Regions from separate parts of the Mus musculus genome. Here regions 2, 3, 4 and 5 are each linked to region 1. A link is a loop called in an ENCODE intact Hi-C map of the cell type or tissue named here. Cell type or tissue: left cerebral cortex. All regions are shown on one strand. Region 1 holds the start of Mapk8 (mitogen-activated protein kinase 8). Region 2 overlaps Arhgap22 (Rho GTPase activating protein 22). Region 3 overlaps Frmpd2. Region 4 overlaps Frmpd2. Region 5 has its middle 9.7 kb from the start of Ptpn20.

Region 1 (5,000 bases):
CTGAACTACTTTCATACTGAAAAGATACTTTTCAAATAGTGGAAATGCACCAAAACTTGGATTTTTAAACCCATATGCTTTGTGAGTTGGTTAAATACAAGTTAAGATTTAACCTTTCTAGTAAGCACCTCTAAAGAAATTAAGCAGCGCTGAACTACTAGAAATATTTGTAAGATACATTTACATGTTGATTTTCAAACTTAAATCATCGAAACCCTTGTGAAATAATAGTCACAAAAAGATAAATATGGCTCACTGGGTAAAGGTTCCTGGAAGCAGGGGAACCCAGTTCCATGTCCAGACCCCACAGAAAGGTGGAAGAAGAGAATGAAGCCCACACAGTTGCTCTTAGGCTTTCACATGCACACAGTGGCATGTGTGACCCCACCCCACAAAAACATCATGCAGGCACACCCACCGTCATAAGTTTTTTTAAGGGAGATAAATGCAATCATGCTAGATTCTTAATGAAACATCACTGTTGTGTCTGGGTGTATTCATACATGACTAGAGAAAGCTCTTACCTAAAATACTAGAAGTGGACAAAGTTCTCAACTTTGATGACAGAGTACCAAGTAAATCCCCTTTATCTACAAGACACTGTAAGTGTTTCATTTGGAGAGTTTGGAGCATCTCTGACTTTTAAGTATGGCTACTCAACTTTTTATGACTATACACACAAGCCATAATCCTCTATTTTATTAACTATATAGAAAAAAATCAGGAATAGTTAACCTAGAAGTGAAAAAGTGATTCCAAACCCTTTGGTGGTCTTTAACAGGTAACATCCTCTATTAATTTATGATCTAGCCAACTGAGAGTGGTATGTGACACATCTGAAACTTCGTGGAGAATTTAAGGCTTTATTTTAAATTTTTGTCTATAAAAGTCTTTCAATCAACCCAATGAGTATGACTTCCATGCTTGGTGATGGGGAAATGATGCAAAATAGGCCTCTAAGTACCATTTTGATTACTTCGTCAGACACAGAAGTAAACCTTCCAAGTTTAACAGCCTCAATAAGAGAACTGAAGTAACCATTACCAATGATACGAAAATTGACAAGGGGGGGGTGGGATTTAAGAATAAAGGTAGTATATTTAAGCCAAACCTGGATATTCTTCCTAACACTATCCTTGGAAGTTCCAGTCAAATGAGCCAAATACCTTACTTAACATACATCCCTTACATAATCGTCTCATTTAAAGGCACATCTATTCTGTTCCATACTACCCTAATTTTTAAGGGTCTTTCTCTTGGCCTTCACATCTTCTCCACCTGGATACAGCACTAACTGTTGCCAAATGAATGAATGAAATAAACATGTTCTAACTGACCAGGTACTTGGTGGAAGCTGATCTCAAAACACAATAGACCGGCAGACCAGAATTCTACTGAAAAGATCACTTAATTTCAGAAGTAAAAATAGAAACTACCGGACACTGTGCAGTCAACATGATATTAAATTCCCGGTGGGATGGGAAACTTTCGGGAATAACAATGTAATGCGTTCCTTACGGTACTTTACAATGGACTTGGTTCTACCTTGTCTGGACTAGGAACCCAAGCGCAAGACAAAGGGACAGCGGCGGGGGAAAGTCAAAAGGTCAGCGGCAGGCGCCCCTCTCAAGGCGCGGCCCGCAGGCCGGCGCGCTCGCGGCCACCCGGCTCTTCTCGGCGTCGCGGCACTCACGTCCGCACAAAGAAACCGCCCACAGTCAAAACACGCTCCCCGTGGGTGCGGGAGACGTATGCACGGTCGCGTCGGCCCGACCTCCGCGGGAGCACCTCCGAACTTGCCGCCCACCCGCTCCATTTCCCCCCGCGCGACGTGGAAGCCGGCCGGAGCGGTGAAGCCAGGTCGCGCGGAGTGGACCACGCCCCCCGCTGCCCCCGCCGCCCGCGCTATTGTTCCCGCGCCGCCCCCGCCCCGCGCGCGTTCCCGGGAGGGGGTCACGGCCGGGGAAAAGCGGCGGCCGCCCGAGCCGCGGCGCCCGCGCACTCACCCGGCAGTGCAGCCAACGGCGACCTGGAAGCCCGTAGCGGAGAACGGCGCCGTCCTGCGGTGGCCGCGGCCGCTACTCAATCCTGTTCGCGGCTCCGCGTTTCGGCCGCAACGTCCGGCCTCGGCCGCTCCGCTGACTAACAGAGACGCGGGCCGTCAACGCGCACGCCCGCCCACGTCATCGCGCAGGGCCCCGCCTCCGCGCCGGCGAGCGGCCTAGGGGCGGGCCAGCCCCGGGGGCCCGGATTACGAGGGCGTGGCCCCGCGACTTGGGCGTGGCTACACTGGGGGGCGGGCTGCAGTAGCGGAGGTTTTCCCCTGAGGGCGGGGCCGCGAGCAGCGTCTGGGCGGCCGCGTGTGAGGGGCGGGGCCGGGAGCAGCAGGGGGCGGGTCTGCGATGGCACGTGGCGGCGCGTGGCGGCGAAACACCAGTCATAGCTTAAGCCTGCATGGTTGCTAGCCTCGCGGGGAGGAGGGGTTAGTGTTTGAAGGTCAGGCACGCGTGCCAGGGCACACACCTGAACCACGGAGAGTCCTGGTTTGACAGATACTCTTCAAGGGCCTACCACCCACCAAGGAGTAGATGTTCTCTAGCTCCCTGGAAGAAGTTACCTCCTTTTACCCCCCAAACCCTCCTGCTCCAGATTTTTTGCCTTACCTGATTTACCTGCAAGTCCTTGCGGCTCTCGCAAATATTAACTATTCACGGATAAACTGACGAGCCTCGACAATGGATGGAAAGGTATTTAAATCACTATCATTCATGAGGCAAAATATATTTAGCACTTTAAAGAGTTCAAAGGCATTCTCGCCAACAACGGAGAATATCACTAAGAGAAAGAAGCAACACATACATATAGAATGATTCTACGTTTATATAAAATATATTACATGCACAGTATATTAAACTTGGAAAAAAAGTATGACAATTGCTTTGACAGTAGGAAATAAAGGGCAGTCTCTCTTACACCTGTGTAGTATACTGTGATTTCCAAAATATACAAATATGTATTGAGTAAATTCAGGTAGACTGTTCCCATTACATGTTAAAATGGTCTTTCTCCAGGGATGCTATCATGAAGCAAATGTGAGCACTCATTCATTTATTCTCCCCCCATTTTATCTCTCAGCAATTTTTTAATTTTAATTTCTTATTTCTCCAGTAAATATTTTATTGCTTGCCTATTCTCTTAAAGGCAGTGTACTAGCACTAGCAATAAGTAGAACTTATAGAGAATTCTTGTGGTATCAAGATAATAAACTATACACCAAATCAAATCGACACTAAAATGCAAATTAAGGACACATCCAACTATGAAAGGAACCAATGTATTAATAAGGCCAGGAAAGCCTTCTCTAAGGAGCTGCCTCCTAATTTGAGAACAGGTTTGACCAGGGATTATGTCCGAGTTAACTTGATGTGCGAACAAGGAGTTCCAGAACGGGGTAGACTGGGAAAACTGAAGACAGGCCAGCTCTATTGGGACACCAAAGAAGACATTGCAAAATGAGAAGACTGATAAAAACAAAATCCTGTGTTGGAGGTGTTTTTATTACAGGTGTAATGGGAAGGCCCTGGTATGTCTTCAGCAGTGGAGAGCATGATTGTACTGACATCTTGACAAAAAACAAACAAACAAACCTCTTATCACAGAATGCTTTTCTTGATCTCTCAAGGTGGGCCTCTTCTCCCTCTACAATTCTTACTAAAAACTTTCTTCTCTTCCAGAGTATGTTTCTACTTATAGTTCATAGGTCAAAGGTACTGCAGGACATGTATAGATCCCCTGTGGTGGCAAAGACAGCACCCTTTTGTTGGGGTTGGTCTTGTGCACTGTGTATTCAGATGCTGAGTTCTGCACCCCAAGATCAGGCTGCAGTCTGAAAGTGGGCATTGTGCTGTCAAGAATGCTCCCCAGTAATCTCTGATTGGTGAATAAAAGGCTAGAGCTTGTGTCTGGGCAGGGGACAGAGGAAGGCAGGACTTCAGAGAGAGTGAGTGGATCTCAAGTAGAGACCAAGAGGAGGACAGAGGAGAGGGAAGAAGGAGGTCGCCATGAGTCAGGATGGACCATGAGCACATGGCCAAGAGAAGCTGAGGACAGACATGGAGCAGAACCAGACTCAGATGGCAGGTGACAGGGCATTTACCTTATTATTAATATCCTAACGGTGGGGGTTGGAAAAGCTCAGAACCTGTCCTGCACAGTGCCAGCAGTTTGTTAATAAAGTCTGATGTTTCTGTGTTGCTTACTCAGGAGCTATATGGGATAGAGTGGGGCAGAACACTCTCCCCCCTCCCCCATAAAATTACCACTCTACCCTCTTCCTGGCCTTTTCCTTCGGATGACTTTAGGGAAGACCCACTGTTATGGCTTCCCCTGTCTGTTCCATTGGCAAATCTCTCCTTATCCTTGAGATGCCAAACTGCAATTCCTACCAGATGGGCAAGCATGCATTCTATCAATAACCCTTGGCAGAAGGATGCCTATGAATTTCTAGCTTTTGCCAAAAGTACCTCAATTAGAGGTTGGTTTTGAAACTGTTCTTTATGGTGCCAGTAAGTGACAGGAGCTTCTAACACCCAGTTAAAGAACCCTTGTCTGTGGGAGGCAGGATTTTGAGGCCCTCAGCAAGCAGGTATGATACATGTGCCTACTGTCTCATTGCCAGGGCCCTGTAATAGAACAGGATTTGCCTCACCTCCCCAACTCAGAGATGATCCCGGAGGCCCTCTGATGCTAATGAAAAGACACAGAGCCTTCAGGAGAGCAGAGGTGAGAAGACAAATTGTTCTCTAATACAGTAGGATAACCAAGATGAATGATACTCAGTTATGTATTTCTCTTTTTTTGTTTTTGTTTTTTTTTTTTGGTTGTTTTGTTTTGTTTTGTTTTGTTTTTTTACGAGACAGGGTTTCTCTGTGTAGGCCTGGCTGTCCTGGAACTCACTCTGTAGACCAGGCTGGCCTCAAACTCAGAAATCCACCTGCCTC
Region 2 (5,000 bases), 130 kb before region 1:
ATGGGGGCCCCCTCCGCACCCCCAGCCCAGAGAGGATTGAGTCTAGAGCCCTACCAATTTAAATGGTCCTGATACTGGCTCATTTCCAGAGAGTTTAGGATCACACACAATTTGGGGTGCAAAGCTATGTTTAGGAAACTGTATTTTAAACCAAATTCTGTGCTTAGTATATAATATTTTTCCATTGTAGCCTAAGACCCTGGGCCAAATTTAGGAAATACCATCCACCCATCCATCTGTCCATCCGTCCATCTTTTTAACTAACCATTGACCAACATACATTCATCTGTTCACTTCCATTCACATCCCTTTAGCCATCCATCCACCTATTAATTCATCCATTTACCTCCCCACTTATTCTTCTAGCCAATAGTCAGGCTCTACCCACCCAACCTTCTATTCAATTATTTTTCCATCCATCCAGCCACCCTCTCACTCATCTATTCAATCAGCTATCCATTAATTCACCTATCTGCATGTCCATCTGCTTATCCGTTAATCTACCCCCACCTATCCACACACCTATCTGACCATTAACCCACTAATCCATCCATTACTCTTCCTCCACCAACCTTTTCACACATCCATTCATCCACCTGCTTGGCTGGTCACCTCTTTCTCAACTCCCTGACTATAAGCAAGTCTGCAAGTCTCTTCACCTTCTCAAATTTCAATTCTTTTTTCTTCTGTAAATGGAATACTATAGCAGGTGCCTAGTGGGGTTGTTTTATAGTTAACAAATATTAACATCTGTGAATTGCACATAGTAGGAAGTATCTACTGAATGCTATTTTCCTTTTCACTCAAGGATATCATACAACAGGAAAACTATAAAAACCACAATATATAACCAGGAATTAAAGGGTTTGAAACCAAAGGCAGAAATGATAGAAGCTCCTGACTTCCTATTTGTCTGCCCAACTGCCTAGGAGCTAGTATTTAAAACCACTTTGAAAAGTAGAGTGTCCCAAAATATATTTGAACGGTTCAACTGGGACGCCGACTCTCAGTTATAGGCTCATTCGAACGATGCGGCTTTGCCACTTCCTCTTAGAAAGATAAACAAGAGACCTCCAATGGCCACTATGATGTTTTCTTTTAAATCCTGCTTCCCAAATGTAGGACTTGGCTGTTGAACAACTCCCCCAGGGGCTTGCTCCCCCTCGGATGCTCTCCCTGAATGCTGGGAGCTCCAGCCTGGAATTCCTGGGGCCTCATTAAGCTGTCTGTGACGAAGTGATCTTGCCTAGTGCTAACTGTATAAGTGACTTGGCAGCAACAAGAAGTCAGGGCTGGCTGGCTTTTCTCTGGTGCTCTCTTTGTAAGCTCCTTCCAAGTTCTGAGTAAAAACATTCTTTCTGGATCTGCTGCGGACACCCTGAGACTCTCCCAAAGCCCCATCCAGGTTTTCTAGGGAGTCAAAGAGAGGGAGGCAGAGATCTGCCTGCTGCTGTTAATCTCCCTTTTGAATGAAGACTTGGGAAAACCTTTTCCTGGCTTGCCCCAGTCAGCAATCCTCCCTGTCTGCTTAGCTCTTCTGCCCACACTGGACAGCTTTGGTCTCCCAGCACACTGTACCACACAACCCTCCCTGAACAACTCTGTGCTGGGAGATGAAAGGAGAGGTCCCAGGCTAGCCTAAGGCCACAGCCCTGCATCAGAGCCAGGCAGTGGCAGATGCTAGTGGGGTCTGCAAGAAGAAACAACAACTGAGCACTCTTGGCAGGGGGTTGGGGGCTGGGCTTATGAGTCCATCCCCAACACCACACAAAAGTAAGCAGAAAACATAATGAACCTGTGCCAAGCAAACACATGAGAGAATATGATTAGTCTCACTTGCGTGTTACACAGCACATGAATACACCTTCCTGGTAGGAAACAAGCCTCTTAAAATCCACCCCTTTTTTCACCCCCCCCCCCCCATCCCAAAAAGAAGCAAGCCTGGATTTCCACCTCCCAAGTGTCTAGAACACCTGGTGGTGTTTTACCTGGGCACATCAAGCCCCTCTCAGTAGATCCACCCCAACTACCATGCTCCACTTTATCACCATGCATTAGAAAATTCCTTTACTGAGAAACATTTTGCTGGCTCTAGTGTTAAACAGTTGCCAGCAAGGCTGCAATGAATGGCCCCTATACATAGTTTCCCTAGCCATGTGGACAAGAATTCTTGTGGGGCACAAACTAGGGAATGGAGTTGCTGGGTCCCAGGGTATTAGTATTTTTAATAGGGAAAAATATATTTATTCTCTCTCTCTCTCTCTCTCCCTCTCCCTCTCCCTCTCCCTCTCCCTCTCCCTCTCCCTCTCTCTCTCTCTCTCTCTCTCTCTCTCTCTCTCTCTCTCTCTCTCTCTCTGTGTGTGTGTATTTGTGTGCAACTTTTACATTGAGCCAAGTGATCTTTCACAGGGAGAAACAGTCCCAGTAGGATCAACCATCTACCCAGTGCAAACTTTTTTTTTCTTGTGACACAGTTCAGGTGGGCTGAGAAAAAGAGCCAGGTGGCTTTAGACCACACCCCCTTTCCGTCTAGCAGAAGGCTGAGGTGACTGTTTAAAGGATGCTGGAGGGGGAGGAGCCATCCTTGTCGCGCAAGGACACTTCATCCTCTTGCGCCCAGCGATCTGGCTTCGGTGGTCGCGCCGCCCTTGGTGGGCTCTGAAGCGGACTAGGAAGAATGTAGTGATTGACTCAGCGCCCCCTGGCGGCCGCTGGGTGCGCTGGGCTCGGCGCCGGAGGAGAGTAACGGGCCGTGGGGAGGGCGCCGTCCCGGCCGAGCATAAAAGCGGCGCGCGGCGTGATCTGCGCGTTCGCGAGGACCAGGGAGGGAACGGAGTCCCGGTGCGCTCCACGAGCCCAGCGGGCTAGTGCGCGCCAGCCGCGCCGCTCCAGGGGTGTCGGCGGGGGCGGGGAGCGGAGGCGAGCGGCCCGGGAGCGGCGGTGCCATGGGGCTGTGTTGCTGCAAGGACTGGAGAGGACACCTGCGAGCGCCCAAAGGTAACTCCGGGCGCGCACGTGCGCCGCGCTGCAGCCGCAGGCACAACCCCCGCCCGGGTCCCCACGTCCTGCTGCTGCCCGCACCTGCCCGGCTTTGCCGCAGCTCCCGGGCTCTAACTCTCGCCGGGGCCTCCCCCTAACTCCGGGACGCGGGGAGAGAGCCAAGGGTACGCGCGGAACAGCGCAGAGTGGGGATCCGGGGCAGTCGGTGGGCATGAGCGGCAGGTCCATCAAGTCCACCGAGGCACAGGGCTGAGGGGTCCGAGGAGCACGGCAGTAGCAGACCGGTTCCCGACGGGGACAACCGGGCCAGCGCCTGCGACGCCTGTGCGGCTTTACCGCCCGGAGGGGGCGGGCCATTCATTCTCCTCATCCGCCTCTGTCACAGACTTGGACTAAGGGGGCCTGACTCAGACTTTTCCAAAGTCGCAGCGGAACCTGCGAGCGGAGCTGCTTCTGGAATGTAGCCGGCTTGGAGAGGGCCCAGAGCTGAACGCTCGGGACACCAGCGGCTGCCCGAGGTCCGGCCTCCCTAGGCTGTGGCCAGAGCCGTCTGACTTAACCCTTGCCGCGCCGAAAGGAGCCCTTCTGGTCAAGGGGCACATCCCTTTATTTCACTTCCCAAACTTGCCCAACCCTAACACCCTTCCTGCCTGTAGTAATCGCCTAAAGACCTGAGAACTGAAAGTTTCAGGAATGCCCTATGTGAACCTCTGAACTCATAAAGGAAGGGAGAAAGGAAGGCTTGGTTGTCGCTCTTAGAATAAGTCCTGTTCATCTGCAAAGTATAGGACCCGTCAAACAGTGTGAAGGACTCTTGCTCGGGTGATTCTTACTCCGCAGAAGTCCAGGTTTCTTCCAGGAAGGGCTTGGGGTGGCCCACAACATGACAGAACCGACTTGACCGCAGGAGTTTAGACAGGACCCGGGACCCAGACCTGCAGCCAGAACCAAATGGAAATGTCTAGATTGCGCTGTTACGGCTGTCCCACTGCAACCGTTTTCCTTAGCATTTGATTTTAAAAAGAAAAATGAAAGAATGTGGCTTGTGGGGCTTCATGCTTGGGGGCCCGGGCAGAGAGCCAACTTAGCCAGGGCAACAATGGGATTCCAGGGGAGGGGCTTGCAGCTTGCTTTCTGCGGGCAGGTCAGAGTCCAAAGGCAAGGATTTTGTGGGGGCGGGGCCTAGGTAGGTCTCTTTGGTCTTTTCTGACCCCTTCTCAGTAAACAAGGCTTGTGTGAGTCTCAGGGGCAAGGGTAGATCTGCAAAGACTTGCTTAGGGCAAGTCATGTGTTCAGTGAGCACCCTAGAAGGAGCCCTGGGGGCACCTCCTGCTTGTAAGGCTTATCTAGAACAATAGAGCCCCCACCCCCCCATCCTTGGCTATGCCCACCCCAGTGAGGAGCAGCCTGGCCTGGCAGTGTCATCCTACTGGTCTCCACCACCAGGGATGAGCCGGAGCTGGAAGCAGGAACCCAGTGAGAATGCTTTCACAAAGGTCCTTCTGCCCCTGGAAATAAATGGGGCTGGTTGCGTTTAGTGTTATGGGATGCCAGGGTGGGCAGCCAGGAAGTGCCCAGCAGGAGGAGGAAATCCATGCAGCTAGAGAGAGTCCATGGCTCCAGAAAGGCTTCTACTTTTCTTCCTCCACCTCCTCCTCTTCCTCCACCTCCTCCTCTTCCTCCTCCTCTCCTCCTCTTCCCCTTCCTCCTCTTCTTCCTCCTCCTCCTCCTCTTCCTCTTCCTCCTCCCCCCCTCCCCCTCCTTTTCTTGAGACAGAACCTCACTATGTAGCTCTGACTGCCTTGGAACTTGCACTGTGGACCAGGCTGCCCTCTGACTCACAGAGATGCGCCTGCTTCTGCCTCCCAAGTGCTGGGATTAAAGGCGGGAGCCACCATGGCCTGCAGGACTCGGCTTCTTAATGTAAAAAAAAATCTCCAAATGTTTTTACAAACTCTTGACTCGTTTAACACATGTGAATGCGTGTGGCCCATCTGGTG
Region 3 (5,000 bases), 73 kb after region 1:
CATCTGAAAAAATGTTCAGCATCCTTAATCATCAGGGAAATGCAAATCAAAACAACCCTGAGATTCCATCTCACACCATTCAGAATGGCTAAGATCAAGAATTCAGGTGACAGCAGATGCTGGCGAGGATGTGGAGAAAGAGGAACACTCCTCCATTGTTGGTGGGATTGCAAGCTTGTGCAACCACTCTGGAAATCAGTCCGGCGGTTCCTCAGAAAATTGGAAATGGTACTATTAGAGAATCCCGCAATACCTCTCCTGGTCATATATCCAGAAGATGTTCCAACTAGTAAGAAAGAAACATGCTCCACTATGTTCATAGCAGCCTTATTTATAATAGCCAGAAGCTGGAAAGAACCCAGATGCCCCTCAACAGAGGAATGGATACAAAAAATGTGGTACATTTGCACAATGGAGTACTACTCAGCTATTAAAAAGAATGAATTTATGAAATTCCTAGGCAAATGGTTGGACCTGGAGGGCATCATCCTGAGTGAGGTAACACAATCACAAAAGAACTCAAATAATATGTACTCACTGATAAGTGGATATTAGCCCAGAAACTTAGAATACCCAAGATATAAGTTACAATTTGCAAAACACAAGAAACTCAAGAAGAACAAAGACCAAAGTGTGGACACTTTGCCCTTTCTTAGAATTGGGAACAAAATACCCATGGAAGAAGTTACAGAGACAACGTTTGGAGCTGAGACAAAAGGATGGACCATCTAGAGATTGCCATATCCAGGGATCCATCCCATAATCAGCCTCCAAACGCTGACACCATTGCATACACTAGCAAGATTTTGCTGAAAGGCCCTGATATAGCTGTCTCTTGTGAGACCACGCTGGGGCCTAGCAAACACATTAAGTGGATGCTCACAGTCAGCTATTGGATGGATCACAGGGCCCCCAATGGAGGAGCTAGAGAAAATAACCAAGGAGCTGAAGGGATCTGCAACCCTATGGGTGGAACAACGTTATGAACTAACCAGTACCCCGGAGTTCTTGACTCTAGCTGAATGTGTATCAAAAGATTTCCTAGTCGGCCATCACTGGAAAGAGAGGCCCATTGGACTTGCAAACTTAATATGCCCCAGTACAGGGGAATGCCAAGGCCAAAAAGTGGGAGTGGGTGGTAAGGAAGGGGGGGGGAGGGTATGGGGTACTTTTGGGATAGCATTGGAAATATAAATGAGGAAAATACCTAATTAAAAAAGAAAAAGAAATTACCCCTCAAAGGGATAGGATCTATTGGTGTAGCTGGGTGTCATGAGGCCTAGCTTTGACCTTAGAGGGGCATTCATGGCACTTCCCTGTGGACAGGGAGACCTCACAGATGAGAAAGAGGATGGCTGAGGTAGAGAATGAGGCTAGGAGCTGGGCAGAGCTGTCGGGAGATTCCTTGTGTGCAGCCTTCTGGGCCCCTGTCAGCACAGCCGTATTGGGTGTAGCTCCCTTCTGTTTCCTCCTCTCTCCTCACCTTAAAGCCATAGCACATCTGTCTCACACACTGGAGAATACCAGGACCATGACCGCTTTGCTCCCTCCACTGTCTCCCATCACTGCTGGCCAGGTGCTGTGGGGCATGGAGACAAGCCCCCCGTGTTCCTATCACTGGTGGGTCCCAGGTCTTGGGATGACAACTGTGTATCTGGGGTAGGCACAGTGTGATAGATGATCAGAGAGACTAGGACCAATGCCAGTGAGCAGTGAGATGAGACAGGAGTAGCCTCTTTGCAGGAACATGAGCATTGGGCATATGAATGGGGAGGATCCTCTAAAAAAGGTTTATGTAGCTAGACCTTCAGATTTGGGGAATAGTCTTTCAAAAGGACATGCCAGGGTGTGTACATGTGTCTGTATCTAAGCCTTCTAACTTAGGGCAAAATATTCTCTCCATGTGTTTGTTTGTTTGTTTGTTTGTTTGTTTTTGCCTTTAAGAAGAGAAGTGATTGAGATAAACACTGGAAAAGCAGGGTTTTGCCTTTTCTTTTTGGCCAGTCACCTAGGAAGATGAGTCCAACACCTAATACGGGGGGCAGCGTCTAAGTCCCACCAGAAACACTCCCTAAACCCCCTAGTCCAGCCTCATACATGTTCCCTGTCAAGAACATTCCCTTGGTGAGGAACACATGGAGACCTCAAAGTCTTCAGATGATGAGCAGCCATGAGCTGGAGAACTGAGCTGAGATCAAGGACTTCACCCTGCAGGTCACTACTGTGGGGTGAATGTGCTTGCAGCCTGTTCAGGACTGAGCTTCATGTGAGGGCTCGGTCTCATTCTCCCTCCACTTGTAGACAGATCCATGAAAAGTGACTGTAAAAATAGCTACCATCTTACAAGCCTAAGGCTGAAGGGTTTTTTTTTTCTTCCTAGCTTCACAAAAAACATTGGGCAGATTTCGATCATTTGCATGCAATGTTCATTCATGTTGAGACACACTCTGGCTCCTACTCTTTCCTTTGGTGGCCTGACATAGTGACTAACTCATAGGCTGCCTGTTCTCCATACAGAGTGTTGAAAACAATTAGCTTTGCACCCATGTGAAGCATCCGTATCACAGTTTGAGTTTGTCAGTGTTCTCCCAAATGTGAAGAAAGCATTTCCCTGTCACGACACCTCAGAGAATGAACACACTTGCATTTCGATATAGTCACACTTCTATATGTATTTTTATATGTATATATGCATTTAAAATCGGCATATATTACTTAAGTACTTCTATGTATTCATATAACCCTGCATTGCAAAAGAATTGAAAATGTACTTTGAGTCAACACATATTCTCCCTCAGCACTATATTCCATGCCTTATAAATAATTCCAATATGCAATACTGAAATTAGTATTTTTTCTGTACCTATCATTGGCTGTATTTCTGTTTCATTTATTAGGGGCAGAATCTCATATGTGGGGTCACACCAGTGTTGGCAGTGCTCAGTTTAACCACTGAGGCTACATACTGTGGAGGCATCTTGTACCCCTCCTAGGTATTTCTTGTCCCTCTAACCAGGATGTCAATACCAGCAGTACCCCAGAGCCACAGAGCCTAACACATGGCTGCTGAGCCACAGAGAGTCACTAGATAGTTAATTATAGCTCCTCTAGGCTCTTCTCTTCCTAAAAAAGAGGAAATTATTCTCAGGTGGCTGCCTGAGGCTTGGTTCACGGATGCTGTACTCCGCCAATTCATTTCCTCCCACTGGCAGCAGACTTGGCAGCAGCCCAGTGTGGGCACTGTTTAACACCACCCTCAGTCTGGCAGATCCACAGCTGTGGGAGTGTGTGAATCCCTGAACAACCTGTTCAAGGTTAGCCCACTGTTTTCCAGGCGTCCTGAGTGCTTGAACTGTCCCCACTGGGCTAGGCATTGGGATTGGGATGTTTTATGTAGAAACAATGTTGGAATCACATTGGTTACATCCTGTGGTTTTTCTACTCAGCGTCTAATGAGTAATGGATGCATCCCCAGGTGCTGCATGTGCTTTGTTCTTCAGTGCCGGGGAGGTGGCAGGACAGCAAGGGACAGTTAGGATGGCTTGGTTCCAATCTCACTTTGTTCTCTGCTGCTGGGGGAGCAGGGGACCATGGTAGAAGGGTTGAGGAAGGGCACCGTGGGAGACAGGAGACAGGTACAGTGTTTTACTTTTAACAGATTGAAGATGTCCTAGAAAACATTATGTGTATTTATCTATGTTCCTAGTCTTTAGGGATGCTCTGAGTTTTAGTTGTTGAGAGTGAATTCTTGGAATCAAGCAGACTCTTCTATTCAGATCCCCATTCCTGCCTCCAAGGAATTTAGACTCACTACTTGGATCAATTGAATGATTTGTCTCTCAGATATAGGAGAATGTATTTCTGATTTTTCTCTAAGCTTACTAAAGTAAAAGCTGGAACATCCTACCCACTAGCAGTAAATTGTTCTGATATGTGTAGTACAAAGAAATTGAAGCTATTGTTCTTAAATCGAACCACATACATATGGCCGCATCCATATTTTGACTTGGGGATGTTCCAAAAGAGTCTGAATCCTAAGAAACACCTCTTCACCATCTTTATATCCTAGTGTCCTATATTAAAGATATGTGTCTCAGATGCTCTTCCTGGGATTCCGCAAATGAAGAGTTCTTTAGGTTCAAAGAGAAAAAAAGAAGGAAAAAATGTCATCATATCCATGGTGTAGCTATATTCCAGAGTAAGAAAGAATTGTCTAGCCGAATCCCTCTTCACCTTGATTAGCAATGATGGACCTTTTTCACACAAGGGGTCAAGGGTCATCATTTTGAACTGGCGACTTCACAGGTCCTAAATTGGCCTTTTCTTCCCTCCAGATTGTTCAGCAACTTCCAGAATATGGAGTCCTGGTTCACCGTGTTTCCCCAGAGAAGAAGAGGCCAGAAGGGAAAATGGCCTTGGGGGTCTGCACCAAAGGCATCATTGTCTATGAAGTGAGAGGCAGCCGCAGAATCGCAACATCCCAGTTTCCATGGAGAGAAACTGGGATGATTTCAACTCATGTGAGTGAAGCTTAGATGATAGCCACCCATGCCTCCCTTTCTCTTGATCTGTGACCATTTTAAGTGCTAGATAAATTTCTCTTGATGTATTCACATACAACCTGTGTTCTGGTACACGGATATATTTGGGAGGATCAAATACTTAAGCAGATGGGGGTTGGGCGATCCCCAGGAAGCCTTTATTTTTCCCTCATGCTACCCCTTGCTGTCTTGCTTTTAGTCTCTATAAATGACCTATAGCCTCAAGTGCTATATTTTTCTCCATGCGCTCTCCCTAACTCAGGGGAGTCCATCTGTGCCCAAAGCAGGGACAACTGGGATCTGAAGGAAAAAATGAAGTGAGGTTAACAGGAGTCTGCAAGGTTGTGAAGCACCTGCCCTGGGGATTTGTGCCTCCTTTGCACACAGTACTCAGGTGCCTGGTGTGTCTCAGACGGACTGTAGGTACCCTGGCAGACGGTGTTGGATGGCCACTGAAAT
Region 4 (5,000 bases), 84 kb after region 1:
CCTGGTGCTTGCAAGACTGAGAATTCTCCCCGGCCCCCAGATGCCAGACATCAGTTTCAATGCTACCTGGAGTGGGCTTGAAGTCTTTAATCAGCCCTCTTTGCGGGCGGGTCTTGAGCTTTGGGGTGTGCTTGGTCTTTCTCTGAGCCTTTGCTTACAGGACTACTCTTCTGCTGCCCAGGGTCTCACCCCAGTGACTTTCCCCTTAGTTCAGGATGCTTCTTGGGTGTTTGGGATGCTGTAACTAACCTGGGCTTGAGCCCTTCAACATCCAGACAAAATCAGATGTTCATCAGCTGCATTCCTGACATCACAGTTATCTTGTGAATTTCCCAGTGCACCGTGGCAGTGGACAGACACTGCCCTCTCAGAATGCCAATGTCTTTGGGACATTCTTGGCAACAGAAAGATGCAGTTTTGACCAAGGCCTTGTTAAACTAAGAGATCTTTTAGTGAAGTCTCATTTTTGTCTAAGTAATACAAATAGTGGAGTGTGGTATTCCTCATGACCACAGCCTCATTTTCAGTGTCTTGCCAGAGTCGTTTCTTAAGCCTTCTGAGAAGGGAGAAAGGATTGAAGCTGAGGGCCAGCACTTCCTTCCTTCCTTCTTTCTTTCTTTCTTTCTTTCTTTCTTTCTTTCTTTCTTTCTTTCTTTCTTTCTTTCTTGGTTTTTCGAGACAGGGTTTTTCTGTGTAGCTCTGGCTGGAACTCATTCTGTAGACCAGGCTGGACCCGAACTCAGAAATCTACCTGCCTCTGCCTCCCAAGTGCTGGGATTAAAGGCGTGCACCACCACTGCAAGGCCAAGGGCCAGCACTTCTAATGTGTTCTTATAGGATCTGGCAGGAGACTCTGACTTCTGGGGCAAAGTAAGCTACGTTGATATCAAAGATTGTATTACACAGGGAGAGCCTGATCTGGGATGCCTGGTGCTTTGTTACAGGACTGTTTGCAAGGGCAGGCCTGTGAGGATAAATGCAGAATGAGCTGGGACAGCTAATTTTGTCTAGGCCCTGCTGGAGCTTCGAGTTGCACAAGTTAGAACTGGTTCCTGGCTCCCAGTCTATCCGCTCAGAGACCATCTCATCTCTCTTCCTACGTTTCCAAAGCATCTTTTATTAGCAAGTACTTATTAGAAGAACTTTTATTTGGGGGCTAGGCACAATAACTCCCCAAGTTAGCAGGGGACAGTTTTTAAGTCTCTCAGTGCAGAAAAAGAGCTGGGAGAGAGAGAGAGAGAGAGAGAGAGAGAGAGAGAGAGAGAGAGAGAGAGAGACTGACTAATCATGGTCAGGAGTGTGTTACTGTATCAAGAGCAACGAGTGAAGCCAACGTAATCTCATGTGTATGACTGTCTTTTCCCCCCAATTCAGGTCAGGATAAGTTTGCACAAATAGCCAGCTTGAGTTCTGCACACCAGACACAGGCCAACCCTATCACTTGGATTCAGAAACTGTCCTGCTCAGAAAATGAGTTGTGTGTACCCAGGTTGCAGGATGCCACAGGAGGCCAACTGGGCACATCCATGGAGAACAAGCAAGGTTTCAAGGAGCCTGGGAAGGAGAGAATCGGAAGCAGGTAGGCTTCATCTTTCTTCAGAGCCCAGACCACCAGGCATGTGGTGCAGTGGGCCCAGCTGTACCTGGAGCTTTAAAGTCTGTGGACTTTAATGCCTAAGAACATGGATGTTCACCGGGTTGCTATTAACGAGATCCAAAGATGGCCCATAGGCCACTGTTTAAGCTGACTGCCCTAGGGCTGGATGCTACTCTCATATTCTTCTGTTCAGACCTTCTTGTAGAGAGAGAACTACTGGTGACAGGAAGCTGAAGAAGGTAAAATTAGCAAATGCCAGTAATGCACTGCTGGGCTATCATAAGCCATGAGTTATTATAAGCCATGAGTTATCATAAGCCAGGTACAGCTGGGTGTGGTGGCACACACCTTTAATCCCAGCACTTGGGAGGCAGAGGCAGGCAGATTTCTGAGTTTGAGGCCAGCCTGGTCTACAAAGTGAGTTCCAGGACAGCCAGGGCTATACAGAGAAACCCTGTCTCGAAAAAACAAAAGAAAACAAAAACAAAAACAAAAAAACATAAGCCAGGTACTGCTCTGGGCATCTGTTCCCCAGCTGACTTAACCCATACAATGCTGTGAAGTTGTTTGTATTATTTTCCCCCATTTTCCAGAAGGGGAAACTCAAGGGCTAGGATGCAAACACAGCAGCCTGTGCGGGAGATCATACTTGACCCCTGACCTGCCGCACCTCTCTAGCCCCACAGCTCGTCATCCAAATTCAAATGTGAATGCAGAGAGCTCCTAATGCAGGGTTCCAATGTAAAACAATGATCCATACATTTAAAAATAGCCTAGAACTTGGATCACGCTTACAAGTCAATTACATAAATAGCACAGATTTCCAGGCTGCTTACTGTGGAGGGGGTGGCAGGATCTGCTTTGGAGGGAGATGAGGTATACATCTGCTTTAGCAGGAGGAAACAGATGATTCATTTGAACTAAAATATACACATATACACAGACACCTTAAAGTAATGCTTAGGAATTATTGACCAATTCTGCCGATGCAGACACACCTCTCTATGCAGTGCAAACGTCAATCCATATGGAGGAAGCAAACCTCACTGTGAGTCTCCATGACAAAGTGCCCCAGGAATAGCGAAGCAGACTGGCGGCCATCCTATTATCCTGCTTCACAGCTTCATGGCTTAGGAAAGGAGGCAGATCTCCGCTTTGTGTACTATTGAGGGCATGATGGTCTTCGGAGGGTGGCCCCTGTATGGAGGGGATTAGGATACTCCATGCTGGAACCCTCAGCCTCCTTTGCAGCCTCAGGCCCTTTCCACACAGTGGCTCCATTGAGGGTCTGCGCTGCTGCTCTGAGCTCTGAGGACCTAAAAGCTTGCCAGTGGCCATACCACGTATTCCAGAGCCAGCACACCCTCACTTCTGCCATCATTCCTGGGCTCATATAGATCAAAGGGAATAGAAATGGGCCTCATTTCAATGTGTGAGTGTCAGTGGGTTTGGCGCCATCTTTTACCATATATTTATTAAAATGTAAAGAAAAACAGAAAATGCAGAAGAAAGCCAGAGTGCTGGCTCTCGGTTGCTATAACAAAATCCCTTCAGGCAAATAAACTTAAAAGGAGGTAAGGTCAATACTGGTTCACAGTTTTCAGTCCATAGTCAACTGACCTTACTGATTTGGGACCAGTTGCATGCCATGACAGGAGTATGTATGTGGTAAAAGAAGCTTATTCATTTATGGTGGGTAGGGGAGAAAGGATAGCGAGAGAAAGGAAGTGGGGTTCTACTACCTCATTCCTCTAAAGGTCTCTGCTCATGTTTGGATATAAAGTGCCTTCCAAAAAGGTTCATATACTGGAAGCTTGGTTACTGCCTGGTGATGTGAATATGGGAAATGTTGGAAACTATAAGGTGTGTGATTTAGGTAGAAGCATGTCCTTAGGAGTATATTGTCCCTTGTCCTGTCAGTCCAACTGGAGTGGTTTCTTTAGAATCTACTACATGCCTGTCCTGTCCTGGGTAGGTGCTGTGGATTCAGTATTTGCAGCAAAGACATGGTCCATGCCTCCTGGTGCCCACAGATAGGCAGAAATGGCAGGCCAGATCTTGTGGGAAAGAGCGGGTCTTGCTGATGGTATGCAGGCTACAGTCAGAGTGGGAATGACTGGCAGCCTGTGGCATTGACCCTAAGGGGACCCTCATCACCCATGCCATTCATAGAAGTTATTTACACAGAGCTTCTGAGTACAGAGATGCTGTCCACTTGCCTCTGGTCACTTCTCTGAAGCCTTTTCCTGACTGCCTGGCAAAGGGCTGGCTTCTCTGCGGCTGCACTGGCTCCATCTAAGACAGCCTCTCCCTGTGTGTGCCCGTCCTGAGAAGCACACGCTCTCATCCGTCTGCTCTAAGCTCAGAGACTCCCAAGAATAGCAATGCGCCAGTTGTATCCTCAGCTCTGAAGCCAGAATGTGGAAGTTTTCAGTAAATGGATTTTGAGAGGTTGGCATTTTAATAAGAAGAAGAAGAAGGAAAAAAAAAACACTCTTGAGGTAAAATACACAAGGCATAAAATCATAACCATTTTATGCTTTCTATTTGGTTGTTTCTAAGGCAGTGACATTGGATACATTTACATTGCTGTTGGGCCTCACCACCCTTCTGGGGACTCCTCATCTGCCCATGTAGAAACCACTTTTCGTCAGCACTCCCTCCCACCCGAGCCTAACCTGCTACCCAGTTCTTAGCACCCACTATCTACTTTCTGTCTGTGAATGTGACTCCTCATGTAATAGCTGACTTATACCATTGTCCTTCTGAGACCAACAGTAAGTTTTGGTGGATTTTTAACAATTGAGAGACGGTTTCCTGGATGGGCCAGATTACAGGAGCCACAGAAACCCAGGCCAGATAAGCAAGCCCTTGCTGTTCTTCAAAGGGCACCACTGCATTCCCAGGCCTCACTCTGGTCCTCCTTGGGTTCTGGGATTTTTCCTTTTCTTGAGCCTGTTCGACTGCCAGTGTCTCTCCCTGTGTACTTGGTTTTGGAAGACTGATGCCCTCCAAATTCCCAAAGGGCTGGCCCATCTCTGACTCATACACCCTTGGTTCTTTGCTGGTTTAGGGCTGACCCCTAGTGGGTTTTGGTCAAATTGGGTTGCATTTTCTGCAAGGCCAGAGTCAAGGGGAATGAGGCTCCTCCCAACTTGGAAAGAGTTGCTTTGGTCTGCCTCCCAGAATTGGGGACCCAGAGAGGGTCCATGGGCAGCTGCCTGCACCAGAATCCCTTCCTGATGTCCAGGTATGTAACCAGTGTGGTAAGGATATCAGGGACAGGCTAGATAGCACTACTTTGGTGGTTGGCTGCGCTGGAGGCCTGCTGCTGGCTGTTCCCAAGATCCGAGCACCCACATATTGGTGTCAGTTTTTCTTAGGGTTTTACTACTGTGAACAG
Region 5 (5,000 bases), 130 kb after region 1:
ACAACATTCTAGAAAAGGGAGATGGAAGTTAAGGAGGATAGAGAGGAGAGTGGGAAGGCGTGTGTTGAGAGATGGCAACAGGGGATCATCCCCACAATGATGGAACTACCCTGTAATATTGGCTGTGGTATTATAGTGATTGTGTGCATCTCTGTGAGGAGAAAATTATATGGCATTTAGCACACATGAGTAAAAAAAATCAGAGAGGACCTGATCAGGATGGATGGGTTACAACCCATCCACCATTGTGGTATTGTATCACAGTTTTGCAAGATGCTACCATTTGGGCAAACTGGGCAGAGAGGATCCTCTGTGTTGTTTATTTCAAAACAAAAAGGTTTAATTAAACGAAGTGAGGAAATTCCAAACTCTACTTGAACTACTCCATGGCTGTCCCCCTATTCTGTCTGAATGGGTCCCGAAGAAAACTACAGATCTATATAGCCCAAGGGCAAAGCCAGTCAGCTGCATCGACTGACTGCATCTGCGTTGCCTATGACTGCTCACCAGTCTGTCTACATAATACTGTGGTACTTGTAGCAGTTTTTCACAAATTAAAATTATCTAAAGCAATTCTTTCTCTTTATTACATGAGGCCTGTTGCAGAATGCAATCATGGAGATAAAAGGAACCAAAAGAATATTGGAAAACCAGTATCTGTTTCATCTTGACATATATTTTTTTGAGCACTCAGTACATAGGCTAAGGAGATGATGAATGTGGGTATGGATATCTATGGGGATCCTGCTTGCTATGGAGGAGATGAAATACGAACACATGAAATAGTATTATATCCACAGCTTTGGTGCCAGAATGATGGTACACAAACCATCATATAAACAACAGGTACATTTTAAACTTAAAAGAAGTTGTCTACCCTAACCAGAGGGGTGAACCTTGAATGAGGAGAGTCATGTGTTATAGGGCATGGGGCAGTGGAAAGTTGAGGTAGAGGAGGAGCCAATGGGTGGGGCGGATTATGAGTGAAGAAGCTTGGATTCTCAGTTGCTGTTTGTTAGAGAATTCATATTGGAGAGAGTAATCGGCTTTATGCACTAGAGAAACAATTGGCAAAAGGAAGACAGGCCCAAATACAGTCAGACCAAATGATAATGGACTGAAACCTCCCAAAGTGAGAGTCTAAATAAACCTTTCCTCTTTTTGAAGCAGATAGTCTTAGATATTTTGCTACAGTAACAGAAAGCTGACTAACGCAGGGACTATTGAAGAATAATCTATTTGGTGATAGGTTTGGTTCTACACACTTAGGATTTGAGATTTCCCAAGATGCAGAGTATCATAGAGGTGAGGTTGTGTTGTACTCTTTTGCAGAGAATGTGATTACTAAGGCCTCAAAGAAACAAGAGCCATGGTTTTGTCTACCAGAGACTGTGTAGAAAGGAATCTAGAGATAGATGTGCTGCACACACTGATCAACTGTAGAGCAACAGTAGGAGCCTGGATGTGAGGTTAAGTAGGCACAACTGAGGGCCATCGGAGGAGCAGGAGCGGGAATGATGGATGCTGTAATCCTCTGCTTATTTTAGACTCACCTGTGGCTGACTGACCCTTGACCCTCCTTTTTGGTAAGAAGTTGTTCAAGATCAACAGGCTCCAAATTCTTTCTGCTTCTACTCTCTATGCCAGTGTGCTCTGACTAGGGATAGAATAGACTATGAATGGTCTTTTCAGCATCATGACATTCTTTTTCCTGTTGGATATGCTTGGCTGGCGGCCCTCGGAGAAATGCCTCTTGGTGGTGATAGAATGAACCACTGTATTTAATTCAGGGGACATATAGGTATTTGGAGGAGTGGGTGTTTTAGAAACATTCCTCTATGAAATCTATAGAAGCAATTTACAAGTAGTTATTTATGCACCCCACTGGGTAAATTCTGATGGCCTTCCCAGGACCTGAAGAGTAGAACTAATGTTAAGAGTCAGCCAAACGAAATCAGTGTTATGAAGGCCAGAGCAGGAAGATGGAGAGAACCCAGGTCTTTGGGACTATATGACTGAGCTTCTGAGCCAAATATCTAGGAGCTCTGCCCTGCAGTGGCTGCTGGAGACCTCATGGTGAGTGATTACCACAGCGGGTGGAGGCCATGTGCAATAAAGTTAGATGTGATTTCCTGCAGGGTGATACCTGAGAAACCAATGAGTATCTTTTACTCAACTCAATGACCTGCTGAACAACTGCAGAGGTGCCAGAACCTGAGTCTGGTGGGTAGGGCATGTGTCTAAGGAGAAAGGAGGGAGAAAGGCCAAGACTACAGAGCTCCCTTACCCACAGGTAGGAATACAGAATGGGGCCTAGCAATTAGTAAGCCAGAGTGAGCCTTATGCTGAAATGGGACTGTTCTGGGTACATTGTGGACCAGCCCGAAATGTTACAGGCAAGAGCCCAGTGGGGGAAAAAAGACACTAGGGCAAGTTTGAATGACACTGGAGAATAACACAAAGAAGTTGCACTCTGTTAAGTTTAAATAATACTAGACAATAAATTGGCAACATCTGAATTCCCTCTATAAAGCACAAGGCTTGGCTCTGACCAAGTAGTAACTCATAGGACCAAAAGCCCTGAGTCCAGCGTGTCTATTAGAACCTGGCAGTGTGCATTTAGCTTTGTGGTGTACCATTATTTTATAGTTAATATGTAGAACTGGATGTGGATATGCAAGAGTTTGTGGCAGGCCCTCATGTGGCAATCTCCAGGCAAAGCCCACAGTTTCCTTCCTTGAGCTTCCACTTGCAGAGAAATGGGTACATTGAAGCTGTAGATGGGTTAGTCGCCACCTAGTGGAACCATCATTTTATATTCATGGGGTATCTGCCATCTGCCAGGCTCAGGGACTAGGCATCCAGGAATCCAAGGCGAGGGAAGTGCATGTCCTCCTGTTCTTTAAATAAAATGGTTTTCAGTCTCTGCTGGGACTTTTATTGAAATTAGACTTCGCTCAATTTATTTTTATAGAGTCTTTTATGGCAAGTGTCTCAAAGCCGGGCAGGAAGAAAGCAGCACACAGAGAGGCCACACAGCTTCTTTTAAGCTCATGGTTCTCATCATCTCATATTTAGTTCTGGCTGTGAAGAATTCCATCCCAAAATAAACTGAGCAGCCAAGCAGAGGCTCGCACCAGGGGTGCTGTGGATGGTAAATGTCACTCAGGGGATTATTCTGTTTCTGTGTCACTATTTCTATTTTCCCATTTCTTCTCCTATGACAGGCTCCCACACTGGTCTGGGATTCACTCTGTAGCCTAGCCTGCCTGAGTCGCAGTCTCATTTTCTCTCTCTCTCTCTCTCTCTCTCTCTCTCTCTCTCTCTCTCTCTCACACACACACACACACACACACACACACACACACACAAACACTGTGGTGGTTTGAATATGTTTGGCCTAGGGAACGATACTATTAGTAGATGTGGCTTTGTTGGTGGAAGTGTGTCATGGTAGGTGTGGGCTCTAAGACCCTCATCCTAGCTGCCTGGAAGCCAGTCTTCTCCTAGTGGCTTTGAGATGAAGATATAGAACTCTCAGCTCCCTCCTGTACCAGGTCCGCCTGGATGTTGCCACATTCTCACCTTGATGATAATGGACTGAAACTGTAAGCCAGTCCCAATTAAAATGTTGTCCTTTATAAGAGTTGCCTTGGTCATGTTGTCTGTTCACGGCAGTAAAACCCTAAGACACATTCTTTCCCACACTGTGTGTGTGTGTGTGTGTGCGCGCACGTGTGTGCGTGTGTGTTTTGTGATGTGTGTGTATGATATATGTTGTATGTAATTATTAATGTAGATGTCCCCACATGTATGTGGACATGTATAGAAGGTAGAAGAAGGTGTTAGCTCATGTTCCATATTTATTCATGTATTTATTCATTCACTCATTTTTGTTGATTCATTCATTTGTTTGTTTATTTATTCAAGATCAGGAGTTTCACTATGAGCTTTAGGGACCTGCCAGTTCCACACCCACCCCTAGTGTTAGTATTTTAAACATGTGCCACTGTGTCCAGCTTTTCACTTCCCTTCTGGGGATCTGAACCCAGGTCCTCATACTTTTACAGCATGTACTTTATCAGCGAATCTCTTCCCCAACTTGGCTACAAACTCTTGATCCTTCTGCATAGAATTCCTGAATGCTGGTATTAAAGGTGTTTATTACCATCCTTAGGTTTGTGTCAGTATTTCTTGCTTTTTATTACCTGCTTTTCTAGGCTCTAAGCTCTGGAAAGCTCTGACCTTGAGCTTAAGCATGGGCCTTGGAGACTATGAAGAAGAACTATGCCAGCTATGGAAATTTGGCCCAGGCATAGGTTTCATTGTGTGATACAGACTTTAAATCCAATTAGGTTTCTTTCCTTATATCTAATTTAGTTCTATTGTTCTGCTGAATGGACATAGTTGTCGGCTCTTTGCAGGCAGGTCCAGGTGAGAGGAGAGAACCTGGTCTAACCCGGCCTGTTCTGGGCTGAGCGGGATGGCAAATATTGATGGCCCAAAAGAAACACACCAGGTCGGGAGTCTTGTCAAAGCAGGAACTCGCTTTAATGTGGCAGCAATTTTCTTATATAGACAGTGCAAGGAGGTGGGGATAGAAGTATGGGGTGAGATGACATATGGGGTGGAGTGAGATGATGAGGGGTGTAGGGTGATATCATGGGGCCTATAAGAAATTGATACATCAGTGGTAGTTAGGCGGAGGCAGTCTCATTCAGGGCAGTAGGTCGTGCTGAGTCATTCTCAAGTGAATAACAGGTCTTGAAAATCCAGCCAGGCTCAGGTTTGTCCTCAAGGCCCAAACCAAGGCCAAATTGGACCAAACACATAGTGATCAACGGATCCATAAGTTTTTATCTTTAGAGCCATAGATTAGTGTATCTCTCATTCCTCATTAAATGGCAATAAATACAGAGACCACAACTGGTCACATGCAGAGAATAAGTAACTTTGGAGTGCTTAGCTCTAAATGGGACCTTTGTGGGACAATGAACCAT

Evidence for each region. A loop is a pair of places that touch in the nucleus more often than their neighbours do. Peaks named below come from ENCODE experiments on the same cell type or tissue, not always from the same donor. Only the 100,000 strongest peaks of a DNase experiment are listed, where the experiment ranks them.
Region 2: it touches region 1 in a loop (2.6-fold over the local background); 3 of 42 quality-filtered maps call a loop at or near these places.
Region 3: it touches region 1 in a loop (4-fold over the local background); 5 of 42 quality-filtered maps call a loop at or near these places.
Region 4: it touches region 1 in a loop (6-fold over the local background); 5 of 42 quality-filtered maps call a loop at or near these places.
Region 5: it touches region 1 in a loop (4-fold over the local background); 2 of 42 quality-filtered maps call a loop at or near these places.

Annotation. Positions count from the first base shown.
Region 1 is chr14:33,445,009-33,450,008 of GRCm38, forward strand. Mapk8 (mitogen-activated protein kinase 8) reads right to left here and starts at 2,150. Exons shown (of 12, transcript NM_001310454.1): 1 at 2,007-2,150. In left cerebral cortex, a CTCF peak has its summit at 2,101; DNase peaks (open chromatin) are centred at 1,742, 2,256 and 4,517; H3K4me3 peaks cover 2,064 bases; H3K27ac peaks cover 1,396 bases.
Region 2 is chr14:33,316,936-33,321,935 of GRCm38, forward strand. The region is part of intron 4 of Arhgap22 (Rho GTPase activating protein 22); the gene reads left to right. Among named protein-coding and RNA genes, the nearest start is that of Gm41130, 87 kb to the left of the region's middle. In left cerebral cortex, CTCF peaks have their summits at 2,704 (motif pointing left) and 2,903; DNase peaks (open chromatin) are centred at 2,736 and 3,361; H3K4me3 peaks cover 1,217 bases.
Region 3 is chr14:33,518,495-33,523,494 of GRCm38, forward strand. It overlaps Frmpd2, which reads left to right. Exons shown (of 30, transcript XM_017316244.1): 14 at 4,335-4,520. Among named protein-coding and RNA genes, the nearest start is that of Frmpd2, 37 kb to the left of the region's middle. In left cerebral cortex, no CTCF peak of the experiment used is centred here; DNase peaks (open chromatin) are centred at 2,479 and 3,223; H3K27ac peaks cover 2,057 bases.
Region 4 is chr14:33,529,054-33,534,053 of GRCm38, forward strand. It overlaps Frmpd2, which reads left to right. Exons shown (of 30, transcript XM_017316244.1): 16 at 1,375-1,579. Among named protein-coding and RNA genes, the nearest start is that of Frmpd2, 48 kb to the left of the region's middle. In left cerebral cortex, a CTCF peak has its summit at 4,673 (motif pointing left); DNase peaks (open chromatin) are centred at 2,491, 3,958, 4,244 and 4,630; H3K27ac peaks cover 3,547 bases.
Region 5 is chr14:33,577,069-33,582,068 of GRCm38, forward strand. No RefSeq gene overlaps it. Among named protein-coding and RNA genes, the nearest start is that of Ptpn20, 9.7 kb to the right of the region's middle. In left cerebral cortex, a CTCF peak has its summit at 2,789 (motif pointing left); DNase peaks (open chromatin) are centred at 2,888 and 3,061.